Linked DNA regions of Homo sapiens: region 1 is linked to region 2. A link is an interaction called in ENCODE POLR2A ChIA-PET data of the cell type or tissue named here. Cell type or tissue: CD4-positive, alpha-beta T cell. All regions are shown on one strand. Each heading gives the region's core, and the rest is flanking DNA. Links, peaks and the distances in the headings are about the cores only.

Evidence for each region. Peaks named below come from ENCODE experiments on the same cell type or tissue, not always from the same donor. Only the 100,000 strongest peaks of a DNase experiment are listed, where the experiment ranks them.
Region 1: POLR2A ChIA-PET joins it to region 2 with 5 read pairs; 3 of 35 experiments call an interaction of 5 or more read pairs at or near these places.

The regions. Positions count from the first base shown.
Region 1 is chr15:72,433,852-72,444,778 of GRCh38, forward strand. All of the region lies in intron 1 of TMEM202-AS1 (TMEM202 antisense RNA 1), which reads right to left. Among named protein-coding and RNA genes, the nearest start is that of TMEM202-AS1, 35 kb to the right of the region's middle. In CD4-positive, alpha-beta T cell, for the core only: no CTCF peak of the experiment used is centred there; no DNase peak of the experiment used is centred there.
Region 2 is chr15:72,549,736-72,560,662 of GRCh38, forward strand. It overlaps ARIH1 (ariadne RBR E3 ubiquitin protein ligase 1), which reads left to right. Exons shown (of 14, transcript NM_005744.5): 4 at 5,536-5,628; 5 at 6,117-6,172. Among named protein-coding and RNA genes, the nearest start is that of MIR630, 32 kb to the right of the region's middle. In CD4-positive, alpha-beta T cell, for the core only: no CTCF peak of the experiment used is centred there; a DNase peak (open chromatin) is centred at 5,186.

The DNA of each region.
Region 1 (10,927 bases), core at 3,937-6,436, 120 kb before region 2:
TGAGATGTTGTGCATCTTTTTATGTGCTTGTCAGTCATTTACATATCTTCTTCAGAGGAATGTATACTCAAGTCTTTTGCCCACTTTTGAATTGGGTTGTTAGGATTTCTGATGTTGAGTTCTGTATTGTTTTATTATCTCAAAAGTTTAAATAAGATGGTCTGCTGCTATACTTGTTCTTGCTGTCCACTGTATTAGCACTTTCCCTGATGTGCTTTGGAAGTTGATCCATGAATTTCTTAAACTTTTTGCTGGAATTCCTTTAAAGGGGTCTGATTAGATGGTGAAAAGTAGACTGAGACAACCTTCAAGTGACCATGTCATTGTTTTCTTGCTATGTCTTTGGCTTGATGATTAAGATACAATTCTTTTTAAAACCAAATGGCATTTGTTATTATGTTTCCCAAATTAGGAATCTATTTTAGTTAATATTTTAAAGAAACACAAAGGCATAACAAATACTATCATTGTTTTTACTCCAGAGTGTTAATGAATGTAAAGAGGTTAGAGAGATGTAGTGTTTAATTAATGATGCTTATTTTAACTATATTTAACATGAGTGATTTTTCATTGTCTTTAAAGAGGAATAATGCTTATTGATTAAAGGTGAGAAATTATGGTTAAGACACTGATTCTGTGTCAAGGTCTTTGACTACATTATGCATTGTGCAAATAATTTCATTTTTCATGAATGCCTTAGTTTTCCTACTATAAAATAAAGACAATGATGAATAAAAAAGAAGAAGAAGTTTCTCTACAGATTCTGGATATTAACCCTTTATCAGATATATGACTTGCAAATATAGTCTCCCATTCTGTGGATTGCCCTTTTACTCTATTTATATTGTCATTTGAGGCAGAAAAATTTTAAATTTTCATCAAGTCCAAATTGTCTATTTTTTTATTTTTCTTCCTCTTGTTCTTTGTCTTTTTTTTTATGAGTCAGGGTCTCACTATTTTTCCCAGGCAAGTCTCGAATTCCTGGGCTCAACTGATCCACCTGCCTCGGCCTGTCAAAGTGTTAGGATTACAGGCATGAGCTACTGTGTTCAGCCTCCACTTTTTTGTTGTTGTGTCCTGTGTTTTTGGTGTCATGTCCAAGAAATCCTTGCCAAATCCAACGTTGTGGAACATGTTCCTTACATTTTTCTTCTAAAAAATATTTTATAGTTTTAGGTATTTAATCCATGTTGAGTTAATTTTTGTATACAGTGTTAGATAAGGATCCAACTCCATTCTTTTGCAAGTGGATGTCGAGTTTTTCTAGCACCATTTGTTGAAAAGACCATATATATGAGGGTTTATTTCTGAGCTCTCTATTTTATTTCATGGGCTACATGTCTGTCTTTACGCCAGTAAGTTTTGAAATCAGGACTCGTGAGTCCTCCAGCTTTGTCTGTCTTTTTCAAGATTGTTTTCGCTATTTAAAGTTCCTTGAGATTCCATATGAATTTTAGAATGGGTTTTTCTATTTCTCAAAAAATGTCATTGGGATTTTGATAGGGATTGCATTGAATCTATAGATCACTCTGGACAGTATTGATCTTAACAATATTACATCTTCCAGTCCATGAGCATTTATTTATATCTTCTTTAACTTATTTGAGTAAATTTTGCAGTTTTCATTATACAAATCATTTACCTCCTTGGGTAAGTTATTTCCTAAGTATTTTATTCTTTTTGATGCTATTGTAAATGGAATTGTATTTATAATTTCCTTCTTAGATTCTCCTTCTCCTTCTTCTTCTTCTTTTGAGACAGGGCCTTGGCTCTGTAGCCCAGGCCGGAGAGCTGTGGCATGACCACGGCTCACTGCAGCCACCACCTCCCAGGCTCAAGCAATCCTAACACCTCGGCCTCAAGAGTAGCTGGGACTACAGGCACGCAGTATTTAGCCTAATTTTTTCAATTTTTTTGTAGAGACAGTGTCTCACTAAGTTGCCCAGGCTGGTCTCAAACTCCTGAGCTCAATGACCTTCCACCTCAGCCTCCCAAAGTGATGGGATTACAGGTGTAAGCCACCACACCCAGCTTCCTCATTGTTAATGTATAGAAAGGCACCTGATTTTTTGTGCTGACTTTGTATCCTGCTACTTTGCTGAATTCATTTATTAGCTCTAACAGTTGTGTGTGTAATCCTTAGGGTTTTCTACATATAAAATCATTCATCTGCAAACACAGATAATTTAACTTCTTGCTTTCTGATTTGGAAGCCTTTTATTTCTTTTTCTTGCCTAATTGCTCCAGCTAGAACTTAGTACTATGTTGATAGACGTGGCAAAAGTGGGTAAACTTGTCTTGTACCTGGTCTTGGAGGAAAAGCTTTCAGTTTTTCACCACTGAGTATGGTGTTTGCTGTGGGTTTTTCACACATAGCTTTTATTATGTTGAGGTAATTTCCTTCTATTTCTAGTTTGTTGAGTGTTTTTATCATGAAAGGGTGTTGGAGTTTGTCAAATGCTTTTTCTACATCAGTCAAGATGATCATGTGCTTTTTCCATTCATTCTGTTAATGTGGTGTATTCCATTGATTGATTTTCATATATGGAACCATTGTTGCATTCCAGAAAAAAAAAAACCACATGGCCATGGTGCATATTCCTTTTTTATACGTTACTAAATTCGGTTTGCTGGTATTTTGTTGAGGATTTTATATCAATGCTGATATGGTTCGGATGTGTGTCCTCCTTCAAGTCTCATGCTGAAATGTGATCCCCAATGTTGCAGGTGGGGCCAAGCACTATTCCCTTGGTGATGAGTGAGTTCTCACTCAGTTAGTTTACATGAGAGCTGGTTGTTTATTTTTTTGTTTATTTAATTTTTTTACTCAGATCATTTCTTCTCCAGAATTTTTCATTTGGTCGTTTAAAGAATCCTGGCTCCTCCTCCTCTCTCACTCCCTCTCTCACCATGTGATACACCAGCTCCCGCTTTGCCTTCCTAAGGCCTCACCATAGACAGATATGGCACTATGCTTCTTGTACAGCCTGCAGAACCATAAGCCAAAATAAACCTCTTTCTTTATAAATTGCCTAGTCTCAGGTATTCCTTTACTGCAACACAAAACAGACTGACACAAATGTTCATAATACTTTAATCTCTGAAAGTTATAATGAGTTATAACACTCTAATTTGAACTATACCAGCTTAACTTCAATAACATGCAAAAATTCTACTCCTTTACAGCTCTGTCTCCACCCTTTGGTTGATGATGTCACAAAATTATATTTTACAGATTGTGTGCCCCAAAATATAAACTAACAAGTCTTTTTTTTTTTTTTTAATGGAGTCTCACTCTGTCGCCCAGGCTGGAGTGCAGTGGTGCAATCTCAGCTCACTGCAACCTCTGCCTCCTGGGTTCAAGTGATTCTCCCACCTCAGCCTCCCAAGTAGCTGGGATTACAGGTGCCCACTACCGCGCCTGCCTAATTTTTGTATTTTTAGTAGAGATGGGGTTTCACCACATTGGCCAAGTTGGTCTCAAACTCCTGATCTTAAGTGATTTTCCCACCATGGCTTCCCAAAGTGCTGGGATTACAGGCATGAGCCGCCATGCCTGACCATAAATGAATAATTCTTTTAAATGCACTACTCTCTTAAATTGTGTAGAAAACACAATATGGGGTTGTAAACCAAAGTTACAATAATACTAAAAAGTGTTAGTCTTTTAAAGCATGTAGAAAACAAAAAGTGAAGTTACAAACCATTGTTATAATAATACTAGCTTTTATAATTGCCATAAATTTACCTTTATTTAGATCTGTATTTGTTCATATGGCTTTGAGTTACTGTTGAGTGTCCGATCATTTCATCCTGCAGGACTCCCTTGAGTGTGTTTTTCTTATTTTGTCTCACTAGTGATACTTTGAGCATTTCTTGCAGGGCAAGTCCAGTGGTAACAGGCTCCCTCAGTTTTTATTTACCTGGAAAGGTCTTAATTTCTGCCTCACTTTTGAAGGACAGTTTTGCTGAATATAAGATTCTTGGTTGACAGACTTTCCCCTGCCTGCCTTTTAGCACTTTGAATATAATGGCCCACAGCCTTCTGACCTTCAAAGGTCCTGATGAGAAACCTTCTAATAATCTTATTGAGGATCCCTTATATGTGATAAGTCACTTTTCTCTTGCTTCTTTAAATATTCTCTCATTGTTTTTGGTTTCCAAAAGTTTAATTACAATGTGTCTCAGTGTGGATCTCTGAGTTCATCTTACTTAGAGTTTTTTGAGCTTCTTGGATGTTTATACTCATGTCTTTCATTTAATTTGGGAAGTTTTCAGTCATTATTTCTTCAAATATTCTCTCTGCCCCAACTCTCTCTCTCTCCTCTTTCTGAAATTACCATAATACACACTTTTGTCCACTTGATTGTGTCCCACAGGTCCCTTTGGCTCACTTTTCTTCAATCTTTATTCTTTCTGTTCCTCAGACTCAATACTTTCCATTGTCCTTCTTCACATTCACTGATTCTTTCTTCTGCCTACACAAACCTGCCTTTTCTTTCTTTCTTTTTTTTTTTTTTTTTGAGACAGGATCTTGTTCTGTCCTCTTAGTAAAATTTTTATTTCAGTTATTGTACTTTCAACTTTAGAATTTCTTTTTGGGCCGGGTGCGGTGGTTCACGCCTGTAATCCCAGCACTTTGGGAGGCCAAGGCGGGCGAATCACAAGGTCAGGAGATTGAGACCATCCTGGCTAACATGGTGAAACCCGGTCTCTACTAAAAAAAAAATACAAAAAATTAGCCAGGCATGGTGGTGGGTGCCTGTAGTCCCAGCTACTCGGGAGGCTGAGGCAGCAGAATGGCATGAACCCGGGAGGCAGAGCTTGCAGTGAGCCGAGATTGTGCCACTGCACTCCAGCCTGGGCAACAGAGCGAGACTCCGTCTCAAAAAAAAAAAAAAACCAAAAAACGGCTGGGCGCGGCGGCTCACACCTGTAATCCCAGCACTTTGGGAGGCTGAGGCAGGCGGATCACGAGGTCAGGAGATCAAGATCATCCTGGCTAACAAGGTGAAACCCCATCTCTACTAAAAATACAAAAAATTAGCTGGGCGTGGTGGCGGGCACCTGTAGTCCCAGCTACTCGGGAGGCTGAGGCAGGAGAATGGCGTGAACCTGGGAGGCGGAGCTTGCAGTGAACCGAGTTCACGCCACTGCACTCCAGCCTGGGCGACAGAGCGAGACTCCATCTCAAAAAAAAAAAAAAAGAATTCCTTTTTGGTTTCTTTTTAGGTTTGCTGTTTTTAGATTAATATTTCCATTTTATTTATACATTATTTTCTTGATTTTTTTTCCCCACATCTTCCTTTAGTGATTTGAGCATCTTTAAGACAGTTGTTTTAGAAGAATCATTTGAACCCGGAAGGCAGAGGTTGCGGGGAGCTGAGATCACATCACTGCACTCCAGCCTGGGTGACTGAGAAACACTATCTCAAAAAAAAAAAAAAAGTTGTTTTATTTATTTATTTATTTATTTATTTATTTTTGAGATGGAGTTTTGCTCTTGTTGCCCAGGCTGGAGTGCAATGGTAGGATCTCAGCTCACCGCAACCTCCACCTTCCAGGTTCAAGGGATTCTCCTGCCTCAACCTTCTTAGTAGCTGGAATTACAGGCATGTGCCACCACGCCTGGCAAATTTTTTGTATTTTTAATAGAGATGGGGTTTCTCCACGTTGGTCAGGCTGCTCTAGAACTCCCAACCTCAGGTGATCCGCCTGCCTCGGCCTCCCAAAGTGCTGGGATTACAGGTGTGAGAAAAGACAGTTGTTTTAAAGTCTTTGTTTGGTATGTTTGCTATCAGGTCTTTTTCAGGCACAATTTCTGTTGCTTTATTATTATTATTTTTTGAATAGGCCAAACTTTTCTGTTTCTTTGTATAACTTATTTTTTTTTTGTTGAAAACTGGACAGTTGGATCTAATAATGTGGTTAACTCTGGAAAGAAGATGCTCTCCCTTTCCTACAATAGCAGGTAACCATCCTCCACCCCTGAGCCACTTGGCAGGCAGTTTGTGCATGTGTTCCTAGAGCACCTTGCAAACATCATGCGGGAGCCCAGGTGGGGAAAAAGGTCCCTGTCCTTCAAATATTAGGCATCTAAGCCATGATTGCTGATTACCGCTTCTGATCATAGAGGTGCAGACAAAGAGGTTGGCTGCCAAGGTTTGCTATTTTTATTACTGTTTATTTTTATTTGGGTAGGCAGTCTCTGTGCCAAGAATCATCTGAGATGTGAATTTTTTTAGTTTTTTTTTTTTTTTGAGACAGAGTCTCACTCTGTTGCCTAGGTTGGAGTGCAGTGGCGCGATCTTGGCTCACTGCAACCTCCATCTCCTGGGTTCAAGTGATTCTCCTGCCTCAGCCTCCCAAGTAGCTGGGACTACAGGCACATGCCACCATGCCTGGCTAATTTTTTGTATTTTTTGTAGAGATGGGGTTTCACCATGTTAGTCAGGATGGTCTCGATCTCCTGACCTCGTGATCTGCCTGCCTTAGCCTCCCAAAGTGCTGGGATTACAGGCGTGAGCCACCAGGCCTGGCAAATTTTTTTAACTTTTAAGTTCAGGGGTACATGTACAGGTTTGTTATACAGCTAAACTTGTGTCATGAAGGTTTGTTGTACAGATCATTTCATCACCCAGGTGTTAAGCCTAGTATCCATTAGTTATTTGTCCTAATCCTCTCCCTCCTCCCACCCTCCACCGTCTGGTAGGCCCCAGTGTCTGTTCCCCTCTATGGGTCCATGTGTTCTCATCACTTAGCTCCCATTTATAAGTGAGAACATGTGGTATTTGGTTTTCTGTTCCTGTGTTTGCTAAGGATAATGGCCTCTAGCTTCATCCATGTTCCTGCAAAGGACCTGATCTTGTCCTTTTTTATGGCTGCACAGTATTCCATGGTGTATATGTACCATCTTTTCTTTATCAGTCTACCTTTGATGGACATTTATGTTGATTCCGTGTCTTTGCTACTGTGAATAGTGTTGCAATGAACATATGCATGCGTCTTTTTTTTTTTTTTTTTGAGATGGAGTTTCACTCTTGTTGCCCAGGCTGGAGTGCAGTGCCGCGAACTCAGCTCACTGCAACCTCCGCCTCCCGGGTTCAACGATTCTCATGCCTCAGCCTCCCGAGTAGCTGGGATTATAGGCACCGGCCACCATACCCAGCTAATTTTTTGTACTTTTAGTAGAGATGGGGTTTCGCCATGTTGGCCAGGCAGGTCTTGAACTCCTGACCTCAGATGATCTGCCTGCCTCGGCCTCCCAAAGTGCTGGGATTACAGGCGTGAGTCAACACACCCGGCCTGCATGTGTCTTTATGATAGAACAATTTCTATTCATTTGGGCCTATATCTAATAATGGGATTGCTGGGCCAAATGGTAGTTCTGTTTTTAGGTCTTTGAGGAACCACCACACTGCTTTCCACAATGGGTGAACTAATTTACACTCCCATCAACAACATATACATGTTCCTTTTTCTCTGCAACTTTGCCAGCATCTGTTATTTTTTGACTTTTTAATAATAGCCATTCTGACTGGTGTGAGATGGTATCTCATTGTGGTTTTGATTTGCATTTCTCTAGTGGTCAGTGGTGTTGAGTTTTTTCTCATATGCTTATTGGCCACATGTATGTCTTCTTTTGAAAAATGTCTATTTATGTCCTTTGCCCACTTTTTAATCGTTTTTTTTCCTTGCAAATTTGTTTAGGTTCCTTATATATGCTGGAAATCAGGCTTTTTTCCAGATGGATAGTTTGGAAAATTTTCTCCCATTTTGTAGGTTGCCTGTTTACTCTGTTGACAGTTTATTTTGCTGTGCAGAAGCTCTTTCATTTAATTAGATCCTATTTGTCAAATTTTGCTTTTGTTGCAATTGCTTTTGGTGTCTTTGTCATGAAATCTTTTCCCGTTCCTGTGTACAGAATGGTAATTGCCTAGGTTGTCTTCCAGAGTTTTTATAGTTTTGGGTTTTATGTTTAAGAATTTAATCCACCTTGAGTTGATTTTTGTATACGATGTAAGGAAGGGGTCCAGTTTCAATCTCTGCATATGGCGAGCCAGTTATCCCAGCACCATTTATTGAATAGGGAGTTCTTTCCCCATTGCTTGTTTTTGCCAGCTTTGTCAAAGATCAGATGGTTGCAGGTGTGCCACCTTATTTCTGGGCTCTCTATTCTGTTCCATTGGTCTATGTGTCTGTTTTTGTACCAGTTGATGTAGAAACTTAAGGTCCTCTCAGATCTTTTCTGAGTTTTTCCCTGTGCATTCATGGTCACTTTCTGCTTTTCCCCATATATATAGTTATGTTTCAATGTCTTAGTCTTTCAAGTCTGGATCCCAAAAGAAGAAAAAAGAGAAAAATGAAGGGGAGAAAGAAAGGGCATCAACCACTTAAATGCCAGTCCTTTCAATCCCTTGGAAGTCACTTCAGCTGGAGTGGGAGGGGCTTGCAACAATTGGGGAAGATGCAACAACAATGGCAGCCAACCTCTTTGTCTGCACCTCTATGATCAGAAGCAGTAATCAGCAATCATGGCTTAGATGCCTAATATTTGAAGGACAGGGACCTTTTTCCCCACCTGGGCTCCCACAAGATGTTTGCAAGGTGTTCTAGGAACACATGCACAAACTGCCTGCCAAGTGGCTCAGGGGTGGAGGATGGTTACCTGCTATTGTATTCAGGAGCTGAATTTGACCAAATTTATACTCACTTTAGCATCCAAGCCTTCTCCTGGATGGTGCAAGCCTTCAGTAGACTCTAGAATTTCAAAATAGTTTCATCAGACAAATTCTGCCAGTGCAATTGTTGTTAGGTTGGGAGACAGATTCCTGGTGCCTTCTATTCTGTCATCTTCCCAGAATCCTGTATCAAGTAGCTGGGATTTTAACTGGGAATGTATTGAATCTATAAAGTCAGGAAGAATTGACATCTTAATAATATTAAGTCTTCCTCAGTATGGCGATTCCTCAAGGTTCTAGAACTAGAAATACCATTTGACCCAGCCATCCCATTACTGGGTATATACCCAAAGGATTATAAATCATGCTGCTATAAAGACACATGCACACGTATGTTTATTACGGCACTATTCACAATAGCAAAGACTTGGAACCAACCCAAATGTCCATCAATGATAGACTGGATTAAGAAAATGTGGCACATATATACCATGGAATACTATGCAGCCATAAAAAATGATGAGTTCATGTTCTTTGTAGGGACATGGATGAAGCTGGAAACCATCATTCTCAGCAAACTATTACAAGGACAGAAAACCAAACACCGCATGTTCTCACTCATAGGTGGGAATTGAACAATGAGAACACTTGGACACAAGAAGGGGAACATCACACACGGGGCGTGTCATGGGGTGGGGGAGGGGGGAGGGATAGCATTAGGAGATATACCTAATGTAAATGATGAGTTAATGGGTGCAGCACACCAACATGGCACGTGTATACCTATGTAACAATCTGCATGTTGTGCACATGTACCCTAGAACTTAAAGTATAATAAAAAATAATATAAGTCTTCCTATTCATGAACAATAAATAGCTCTTGATTTATTTCTTTGATTTCTTCCATCAGAGTTTTGTATTTTCCCTCATATAGATTATATGCATATTTTATTAGATTTATATCTAAGTATTTCATTTTTGGTGGTGCTAACGTAAATGGTACGATGCTTTTAATTTCACATTCTACTAGTTTACTGCCGGTATATTTAGCTGGTATATAGGATAGTGATTGAAATTTTTATATTGACTTTGTATCCTGCAATCTTGCTATAATTGTTTATTAGTTCCAGAAGGTTTTTTTGTAAATTCATTTGGATTTTTACATAGAAAATCATGTCTTCTGTGAACAAAGACAGTTTTTATTTCTTCTGTCCAAATCTATATAACTTATTTCCTTTTCTTTTCTTATTTCATTAGCTAAGAGTTCTAGTACAACATTGAAAAGGAGTGGTGAAAGGGAACATTCTGGCCTCGTACCTGATCTTAGCAAGAAAGCTTCCAGTTTCTTACCTTAAGTATGTTGTTAGCTTCAGGCTTTCTGTAGATGTTCTTTATCAAGTTGAAGACATTCTCCTCTATTCCTACTTCAATGAAAGTTTTTTTTTTTTTTGAGATGGGGCCTCACCGTGAACCCGGGAGGCGGAGCTTGCAGTGAGCCGAGATCCCGCCACTGCACTCCAGCCTGGGCGACAGAGCGAGATTCCGGCTCAAAAAAAAAAAAAAAAAAAAAAAAAAAAGAGATGGGGCCTCACTTTATTGCTCAGGCTGGAATTCAGTGGCGTGATCATGGTTCACTGCAGCCTCGACCTCCTGGGCTCAGGTGATACCTCCTGAGGAGCTGGGACTATAGGTGCATGCCACCACACCCAGATAATTTTTGGATTTTTTGTAGACAATTTTCGCCGGGTGCAGTGGCTCACGCCTGTAATCCCAGCACTTTGGGAGGCTGAGGTGGGTGGATCACCTGAGGTCAGGAGTTTGAGACCAGCCTGGCCAACATGGCGAAACCCCATCCCTACTAAAAATACACAAAATTAGCTGGGCATGGTGGTGGATGCCTGTAGTCCCAGCTACTCAGGAGGCTGAGTCAAGAGAATGGTGTGAACCCGGGAGGTGGAGCTTGCAGTGAGCCGATATCGCGCCACTGCACTCCAGCCTGGGCGACAGAGCGAGACTCCGTCTCAAAAAAAAAAAAAAAAAAAAAAGAAAGAAAGAAAGGAAACAAGGAGACAATAGAGGACAGACAGGGCAAGAAGCATTAAAAGATATTCTTCTTAGTAAATATGAATTAACAGAGACCAGTTTTAAAGTACGAATTCTCTAAGAGGATAGTTAAAATTTCAGTCATACCTTAAATCAGATTATTCAAATCAATCATATAGTGATATACTGAAATATTACTAAGC
Region 2 (10,927 bases), core at 4,141-6,640:
TATGTAAAGTGATGCAGATAAATGAAACCTTTAAGAGTGTATTCTTAAGTTTCTTTAAGTCCATTAATTTCTTTTGTAGATAATATTTCATGTATTTTTCGTGTACTCTCTTGATCGGATGTATTTGTGATATAAACAGGGATAAGTTTAGTGAATAGATAATATGATCCCCTGGGACAGGGGAAAGCCCAGGGAGCCATGTAGGTGAACCTAGCTCAAGGTTATGAGGAAACGAATATATCAGAGGAGGGAGAGGGAAAGGGAAGTAAGACAGACAGGAAGATATCTGCGATAATAATATGTTCCTCGAAAGCACAATGAATATGTATCTTTAGACTACAGATTTGTGTCTTGGTTTTTGGTGTTTTTATTTTTTTGCTCTATCTTTAGACATCCATGTATGATTTATTTTTCTAACTTGTTTAATCTTGTTATCTGATTAGAGAAGTTATTTAAAAAGAATAAAAAGCTTTTATCTGTGTGCTGAAGTTGTAACAAGGTTGAGAGAGGTGCATCTCACACGAGTGTGATTACATTTATGAACTATCTTTTTATCTTAAAATGAGCTCTAGACTAGAAGTCAAAAAAGGTTGAGACTTAAAGTGATCACTTAGTAACCATTGTGACCGTTGATCTCTGTTAAGGATTCCTACTTGAAAAAAGAATGAAGCACATATAAGCATGTGTATATGTTTTTAAGTTTTGAATAAAACATTTTAGAGTTGCTGATATATTTACTGTATTTGTGTCTTTTACAGAATACCCCTTCCTTTAACAGCCTTAAAAATCAAAGACTCCATTAGTGATGTGGTAACAAGTTAGTGCCAAATCTCCTTCTCTGATGGGGAGTAATGATAATAGATTCCCTTTAAGCTTGATATTTATTTTACATGTCATTCTTTCAGTAAACCTAATTGCAGGACTGATACACTTCATATATATATATATTTTAATGAGATGAAGTCTCACTCTGTTGCCCAGGCTGGAGTGCAGTGGTGTGATCTCGGCTTACTGCAACCTCCGCCTCCCGGGTTCAAGTGATTCTTCTGCCTCAGCTTCCCGAGTAGCTGGGATTATAGGTGTGTGCCACCATGCCCAGCTAACTTTTGTAGTTTTAGTAGAGACAGGGTTTCACCATGTTGGCCAGGTTGGTCTTGAACTCCCGACCTCAGGTGATCCGCCTGCCTCAGCCTCCCAAAGTGCTCGGATTACAGGCACGAGCCACTGTACCCAGCCCTCTCATAGATTTCTTTTCATGTCCTTGTCTTTGTATTTAAAAAATATAGTTGATGTGCTGTATATAGAATTTCTGTCCTAACGAGATATTTGTATCTAATATCATAAGTAACATCAGAAATTTTATAAGTACATGTCACATAATGGCTAAATAGAAAATCTAAGGGAATTTTAAAATACCCTTTATAAGAGCCACGAAAGGAAAGAATAAAAGAGCTAGGAATAAACTTGATAAGAAATGTGAAAGATTGCTATGAAGAAAACTTCAAATACTAAGATAAAAGAATGACTTGAATATTTGAGATAGAAGAAATAGGAAAATATTGAAAAAGAAGATTAAATTGACAGGGGAGAGCTGAGTGAGGACTAGTCCTGCTAGATACAAGAGTAGACAGAGCGGTGGAACAGGATAGAGTCAAATATGCATGAGGAGAATTTAGTGTATTACAGAGGAGGCATTTCAAATAAGGTGTATTATTTGATACATGGTAGCAGTGGAACAGGATACAGTCAAATATGCATAAGGAGAATTTAGTGTATTATAGAGGAGGCATTTCAAATAAGGTGGATTATTTGATACATGGTGTTAGAGCAACTTGGTAGCCATATGGAATAGAAACTTAAGATTCCTACCTAGCTTCATAAATAAAAGTTAATGAATTCACAAGCGGTAAATTTAAACGGTGATAAGTTTCACTGTGAGTGAAGAGCTTCTGTATGGCAACAAAATATGAACACTAAGAATTAAAGTGGGGGAAAAGATTTCCCCTACTTATAAATGGCCAATTTCCTACATAAGTAAAAAGCCTCCGTAAATAAGTGAAAAACCCACAGGCAAAGTTGGCAAAATATATCAAGAGAGTATACAGAAAAAGAAATATACAGTGTAAAACCTTTTTTGAAATATTATAATTTCATTTATAATAAAAATTCAAATCAAAACTAAAGAAGTTAGTGTGTTTTTCACCTATTAGATTGGCAAAGATCAAGGAGTTGGATCATATACTACATTGTCATGGGCATGAGAAATCAAGTACTCTTGCACGGCATAAATGACGACAATCTCTTTGCAGGGGAGCCTGATGATAGCTATTAGATTGTAAATGTATATATTTATTATAATGTCACCTCTACAGATTTGTCCTAAGATACATTCATAAGATCACAAAGATGTATATATAGTCAATGCAGTAGTATAGTAGGAAAAAAAAAGGCAGTGTAAAGGTTCATTAATAGTAGACTATAAATAAAATTGTGGTACCTTTCTATAAAGAGGCAAACCCACACCAGTGTGGTACCATATGAGAAATCCATTGGATTTATTTTTGTTTTTTTAAGACGGAGTCTTGCCCTGTCATCAGGCTGGAGTGCAAAGGTGCGATCTTGGCTCACTGCAACCTCTGCCTCCCGGGTTGAAGGGATTCTTCTGCCTCAGTCTCCTGAGTAGCTGGGATTACAGGCATACACTACCACACCTGGCTAGTTTTTTTGTATTTTTGATAGACACAGGGTTTCGCCATGTTGGCCTGGCTGGTCTCAAACTCCTGACCTCAAATGATCTGCCCGCCTTGGCCTCCCAAAGTGCTGGGCTTACAGGCGTGAGCCACCGTGCCCAGCCCTATTGGATTTTTTTAAACAACAACAACAAAAAAAAACAAGGTGCAGAAGAGAATTTGTGGTACTGTTACAGTGTGTGTGTAAGTGTGTACGTTAGAACACCTCTGGAAGAATATGTAAAAAACTGGAAATAGCAGTTGCTTCTGGGTAGAGGAAACAAACAACAGGGATGGGAATGAGGGAGGCCTGTTTTTTTTTTTTTTTGAGACAGAGTCTCGCTTTGTCACCCAAGCTGGAGTGCGGTGGTGCGATCTTGGCTTACTGCAACCTCCATCTCCTAGGTTCAAGCGATTCTCCTGCCTCAGCCTGCCAAGTAGCTGGGACTACAGGTGCCTGCCACCACACCTGCCTAATTTTTGTATTTATAGTAGAGGCAGGATTTTGCCATTTTGGCCAGGCTGGTCTTAAACTCCTGACTGTAAGTGATCCGCCCACCTCTGCCTCCAGTAGTGCTGGGATTACAGGTGTGAGCCACCGCACCCGGCCTAGGGAGGCTTATTTTTCAACATAAACTCTGAACTTGTACTGTTAAAGTAATTGTTTTTAGTAATGTCTATTTAACTTACTCAATTAAAAATAATTTAGAGGTAAATTATGGCAAAATGTTCTTTAAAATAAGGTAACCATTATTTGAATCTTTTTAAAAGACATAATCCTCCAGATCATCTAATATTATTTAAAGTATTTACTTAATGTCCCATTACAGGATACTGCTTCATTTAACGATCCCTTAACTCTTAAGATTTTAGAACAAAGTGTTAGTTACTATTATCCTTAGCTATTCTGAATAAATCTTTTCATAACAGGTTTATTGAGATATAATTTATATACTATCCAGTTCACCCATTTAAAGTGGTTTTAGTATATGCTACAGAGTTGTGTGCCATCGCCATAATTTTAAAAACATTTTATAACCCCCCAGGAGATAACTTTTTAAATTCACCCCCTAATTCCTCCCAAGTCCCCCAGCCCCTAGGCAACTGCTCATCTGTTTTCTTTGTCAATGGATATACCTATTCTGGACATTTCATATGAAAGAATCAAACAAGGTTTTGGTACGGTGGCTCACGCCTGTAATCTCAGCGCTTTGGGAGGCCGAGGTGGGTGGATCACGAGGTCAGGAGTTGGAGGCCAGCCTGGCAATATGGTGAAACCCTGTTTCTACTAAAAATACAAAAATTAGCTGGGCGTGGTGGTGCGTTTCTGTAGTCCCAGCTATTTGGGAGACTGAGGCAGAAGAATCACTTGAACCTGGGAGGCGAAGGTTGCAGTGAGCCGAGATGGTGCCATTGCACTCCAGCCTAGGTGACAGAGTGAGACTCTGTCTCAAAACAAAAAGAATCAATATGTGATCTTTTATGACTGGCTTATTTTCATTCTTTTACAAGAAATTTCACTGTGCAAGTGATAGGAGAACAACCTTGGAAACAAGGTTCATCTATATTGTGGCATTTATCAGTACTTTATTTCCTTTTATGGCTGAATAATATTTTATTTATGGAAATATGGAAAAATATTTTTTTCTTCAGTTGATGGACATCTGGATTGTTTTCATTTTTTGGCTGTTACGAATAATGCTATAATGAACACTTGTGTACAAGTTTTTGTATGGATGTATGTTTTCATTTCTTTTGAGTATATACCCAGGATTAGAATTGCTGGGTCCTATGGTAACTCTATGTTTAATATTTTGAGGAACTGCCTGATTGTTTCCAAAGTTGCTGTACCATTTTACATTTCCATCAACAGTGTACGAAGGCTCCAATTTTTCTACATCCTCACCAACACTTGTTATTAATATTGGCTTTTTTTTTCCAAATAGAGTCTCACTTTGTTGCCTGGTGTGGAGTGCAGTGGCATGATGACAGCTCACTGTAGCCTTGACCTCTCAGGTTCAAGTGATCTTCCCACCTCAGCTCCCCTGAGTAGCTGGGATTACAGGCATGTGCTACCACACCTGGCTAATTTCTTAATTTTTTGTGGAGACAGAGTCTCACTATGTTGCCCAGGCTGGTCTTGAACTCCTTGCCTCAAGTAATCCTCCGCTCTCAGCCACACAAAGTGCTGGGATTACAGATATGAGCCAGTGTGCTCTGCTTTATCTGTCTTTTTATTATAGCTGTTCTAGTGAGGGTGAAGTGGTGTCTTACTGTGGTGTTGCTTTGTTTTGTTTTGTTTTGTTTGAGACAGGGTCTCACTCCTTTGCCCAGGCTGGAGTGCAGTGGTGTGATCTCAGCTCACTACAACCTCCGCCTCCCAGGCTCAGGCAGTCCTTCCACCTCAGCCTCCCAAGTAGCTGGGACTACAGGCGTGCGTCATGATGGCTGACTCATTTTGTATTTTTTGTAGAGACAGGGTTTTGCCATGTTGCCCCGCCTTCATGGTGGTTTTGATTTGCATTTCCATGATGCTGAATGATACTGAGTATTCTTTCATATGCTCATTTGTCTTTTTATATTTAATACAAACATTGTTGCCCGCCTTTCCTAAGATGTATGTGTGTTCGGTGTATCTGCATGTCTAGATTCACCATGAAAAGTTCATTTTAGGAGCCCATCTATTGTCAAATTGGACATTTTAGCCACGTAAGAAATGTGACCTTACAGAGCCCTGTTGAGTCACTGTTTATAGTGAGTTTTCTGATAATACCTTTGTTAAGTTCATGTTTTGTTTTTCTTACAGTATTTCACTGGCCTTGAATGTGGACATAAGTTTTGTATGCAGTGCTGGAGTGAATATTTAACTACCAAAATAATGGAAGAAGGCATGGGTCAGGTAAAGATATCAAGTTGTTTTTCAGTTTTTGTTGAATTTCCTATAGTGTTAAGACCCTTGCACAAATTTGCACAAATAAAAACAGGTGAAGCTTTATGTGTCATGATTCTAGATTCAAACAACTAAAGATAATAGGCTTTTTCCTAAAGTAATGTGGCATTCCAGTTAAAGAGCCACTCCAGGTAACGTTTTCTCAGCCGGCATCAATATTGGTATATGTTAACTTAAACTTGTTGCACGATTTTGTCAGATTATCTCGCTTTTGCCTTTAAAATTGTGTGTTTAAAAACCAATTAGTCAGGTTAGCAAGTCTAGTTACTTTATGGTGATAAACATACTCTCACACACATTTCCTTTAAGGAGAAAGGGAAGGATTGAGATCCTGTAAACATTAAGGTATTCCCAGAACCTAGCAAAGTGCCTGGCGATGGTAAGCATTCATTAAATATTTGTTGAATGAAGACAGTTTAAATTTCAATCTTTTTCAGACTATTTCGTGTCCTGCTCATGGTTGTGATATCTTAGTGGATGACAACACAGTTATGTAAGTATTTTTGATAGATTCTGCATGTGAATATTGGTTAGTTGGTTAAACCAAATTAATTTTTACTTAGTACCTCAAAGGAAGTGAAACTTTTTAAAGTCTGAAGAAACTTTTTAATCTGCGTTCCTTAGTAGTAGTACAAAAGCCCATTTGTAACTTGGTTAAATGCCTGATCACTATTCTTACAAACTTAGAAATGCATGGTAGCTAGATTTTGATAAACCTTGGGATTGGAGATTAGAATGTGTGTATGTGTTAGTTGAGGTGTTCTTGGAAGCAGATCCCAAGATAGAATAAAAGGTGAAACTGACTTATTGTGGAATAGCATCTGTGCAAGGTAAACAGCAGGAGCAGATAGACATTGATATAGGCCTGACATCTGTTAAAAGACAAAGAAGGAAGATTCAATAGGAAGAGACTTTATATGATACAGCTATGAGAGTCTTTGGCAGCCCTGATGGGGGAACTTCAGTGCATAGATTGCCCATAGAGGAATACCTCAATAAGTAGAAAGAGCTGGGCCCAGTACACTTGATATGCTCAGTTGTTGGCTGGGACTACCCAGGGAGTCATGGTCTTTGCTGAAACACTGCTGCTGATTTCAGATACACTACAGCTGGATGCTTTCAGCTAACAGCTCTTCTTGTGAAAGGTTCTTTCTTTTTTTTCTTTTAACTTTTAGGTTCAGGTATACATGTGCAGGTTTGTTACATGGGTAAATTCCTTGTCCGTGAGGTTTGGTGTACAAATGATCCCATCACCCAGGTAGTGAGAACAATACCTGATAGTTTTTCAACTCTTGCCGTCCCACCCTACCCACTCTAGTAGTCCCCAGTCTAAATAGTCTTTTATTCTCATCTTCATGTGTACTCACTATTTAGCTCTCACTTATAAATGAGAACATGTGGTATTGAGTATTTCTGTGTTAATTCATTTAGGATGATGACCTCTAGCTGCATTTGTATTGCTGCAAAGGACATGATTGTGCTCACTTTTTTTTATGACTGCATAGTGTTTCATGGTGTCCATGTGCCACATTTTGTTTATCCAGTCCACTGTTGATGGGCATCTAGGTTGATTTCGTGTGTTTGCTATTGTGAATAATGCCACAGTGAACATACTAGTGAATGTGTCTTTTTGGTAGAATGATTTATTTTCCCTGTGATCTCACCAACATCTGTTATTTTTTTACTTTTTAAAATTATTTTTTGTTTAATTTTTTTTTACTTTTTAATAATATTCCTTATGACTGGTGTGAGATGATGTGGTACATCATTACGGTTTTGATTTGCATTTCTCTAGTGATTAGTGGTGTTGAGCATTTTTTTGTACCTGTTGGCTGCGTATATGTCTTCTTGAGAAATGTCTTTTCATGTACTTTGCCCTTTTTCTTTCTTTTTTTTAAGTGAAAGCAAGTTTATTAGAGAAGTAAAGAAACAAAAGAATGGCTACTTCGTTGACAAAGCAGCCTGCTCATTTTTAAATGGGGTTATTTGTTTTTTGCTTGTTTGATTAAGTTCCTTATAGATTCTGGATATGAGGCTTTTGTTGGGTGTATAATTTTTAAATATTTTCTCTCATTCTGTAGGTTGTCTGTTTACTCTGTTAATAGTTTCTTCAGCTGTACAGAAGCTCATTAGTTTAATTAAGTCCCACTTGTCAATTTTTGCTTTTGTTGCAGTTGCGTTTGGGGACTTAGTCATAAATTCTTTGCCAAGGCTGATGTCTAGAATGGTATTTCCTGGATTTTCTTTTAAGATTTTTATAGATTGAGCTCTTACATTAAAGTATTTAATCCTTTAGTTAATTTTTGTATATGGTGAAAGATATAGGGGTCAAGTTTCATTCTTCTGCATGTGGCTAGCTAGTTATCCCAACAACCATTTATGTGTGTGTGGCTATTATCGATAGGATTGCATTATTAATTTGGCGCTTACCTTGAATGTTATTGGTATATATTAAATGCTACTGAATTTTGTACATTGATTTTGTATCCTGAAATTTTACTGACTTTGTCAGCTCTAGGAGCCTTTTGGCAGAGTCTTTAGGGTTATTTCTAGGTATAGAATCATCATCAGTGAAGATTGATAGTTTGACTTCTTTTCTTATTTAGATACATTTTATTTCTTTCTCTTGCCTGATTGCTCTGGCCAGGACTTCCAGTACTATGTTGAATAGGAGTGGTGAGTGTGGGCATCCTTTTCCTAAGTGGAATGCTTCCAGCCTTTGCCTGTTCAGTATGATGTTGGCTATGGGTTTGTCATATCATAGATGGCTCTTAATGTTTTGAGGTATGTTCCTTCAAAGCCTAGTTTGTTGATAGTTTTTATCATGAAGAGATGTTGGACTTTATTGAAAGCTTTTTCTGTGTCATTTGAGATGATCGTATGGTTTTTAATTCTGTTTATGTGGTGAATTACATTTATTGGTTTGCCCAGGCTGGAGTACAAGTGGCACCATATCGGCTCACTGCAACCTCTGCCTCCCGGGTTCAAGCAATTCTCCTGCCTCAGCCTCCTGAGTAGCTGAGATTACAGGTGTACACCATCACGTCCGGATAAGTTTTGTATTTTTAGTAGAGACAGAGTTTCGTCATGTTGGCCAGGCTGTTCTCGAACTCCTGACCTCAGGCGATCTGCCCGCCTTGGCCTTCCAAAGTGCTAGGATTACAGGCGTGAGCCACCAAGCCTGGCCAATAACTATTTTCAATTTGTGATGGTAACAAATCTTTGTCAAGAGAATTGTCTTATTAATGACCAGAGTGACACTTGCTGCCACCTTCTTGAGAATGCCTATTCTTGAAGATGGATGCTCACTTTCTTTTACTTCCTTATCAATATCAGATAAACTAAGGGTGGAACCTTGTCCTAATAACTGTTGGCTGATGTTTGCTCTCACGTCCTGGTGGTCCATGCCAGGTTTAGATAGCTTTTTAGGCTAAGGCCAGCTATCAGAAATCATTAGGGTTTGTCATACCAGAAAAGCATTATGGGTAATACATGTGTAAATAAGATGTGTGTGTTTGGCAATCAAGGCATCTGACTTTTGGCCTGATACATTCCTTATTATTATTTATTGATATAAAATCTGTAATATAAAACTCATTTTAATTACAGTTATCCTTAGTATACTGGGGATTGGTTCTAGGACCCACGTCCTCCACCCTGAATATACCAAAATCTGCGCATGCTCATGTCAGCCCAGCAGAACCCATGTATACAAAAATTTGACCGTCCATATATGCAGGTTTCACATCCCACAAATAACTATTTTTGATCCCTGTTTGGTTGAAAAATATTCATAAATAAGTGGACCCATGCAGTTCAAACCTGTGTTGTTTAAGAAGCAATGGGGTTTTTTTTGTTTTTTGTTTTTTTAAGATGGAATCTCTCTCTGTTGCCCAGAGTGGAGTGCAGTAGTGGCATGATCTCGGCTCACTGCAACCTCTACCTCCTAGGTTCAAGTGATTCTCCTGCCTCAGCCTCCTGAGTAGCTGGGATTACAGGTGCCTGCCACCATGCTCGGCTAATTTTTTTGTATTTTTAGTAGAGACGAGGTTTCACCATGTTGGCCAGGCTGGTTTTGAACTCCTGACCCCAAGTGATCACCCACCTCTGCCTCCCAAAGTGCTAAGATTACGGGCGTGAGCAACCGCACATGGCCAGCAACTGTATTTTTAAGTATATTATCCAGTGGCTTTTAGTATATACATAATATTATTCTACAAACATCACCTAATTGCAGACTATTTTAATCACCTTATATCCGTTAAGCAGTCATTCGCTATTCCTTTCTCCCCCTAGACCCTAGCAACCACTCATCTGCTTTCTGTCTTTGTGGATTAGCCTATTCTAGACATTTCATATAAAGGGAATCATGTAATATGTTGCCTTTTGTGATTGGCTTCTTTAATGTTTTCAAGATTCATCCATGTTGTATCATGAATCATCACTTTACTCCTTTTCATTGCTGAATAATGGTTCCATTATATGGACATTTCCATTTTTTACGGAAATGTCTTATGTGAACATATGAACATTTGTGTACAAGTTTTTCATTGAACATCTGTTTTTAATTCTCTTAAGTATATATATTTCAAAGGAGAATTCCTGGGTCTTGTGGTAATGCTATGTTTAACTTTTTGAGGAACCATCAAATACACAAATTATTTTTAGACCGCAGGTTCCACTTCTGTGAAATATGGAGATTTACTCATTTAAAAAATATTAATTGAACACTTTCTACAGGCGTACTGGACACCTGGGGATCCTTTCATGGGGTTGGGAGGAGAAAGACAGATATTAAACAAATGATTATACAGATAACTGTCTAATTAAAATTATGATAATTTCTATAAAGTAGATGTTTAAGGTGCCATGAGAACTGAGAGGGTATCTATATCCAAACGAGTGTGGAAACTCAGGAAAGGCTTCCTTGAGTAATACTTTATTGTAACTGAGTGAAGTAATACAGTAATAGCGTCTAATATTTATTGAGTGCTTACTATCTGCCAGGCACTATTCTAGTCTCACAACCATGTTTCTGATATCTATTTTACAGATTAGTAACTGAGAAATGGAGAGTTCAAAGAATTTACCTTCAATTCATAGCTAGTGAGTTGTGAGGCTGGCATTCAAACCTAGGCTGTCCCACCTTAGAGCTCCATTACAATATTCTTGTCTTTCCAAGGGAGGCAGCCTTATGCACAGCCTCTGAGGAAGGGTGGTACTTACTGTTTTGAGGAAATACAAGAAT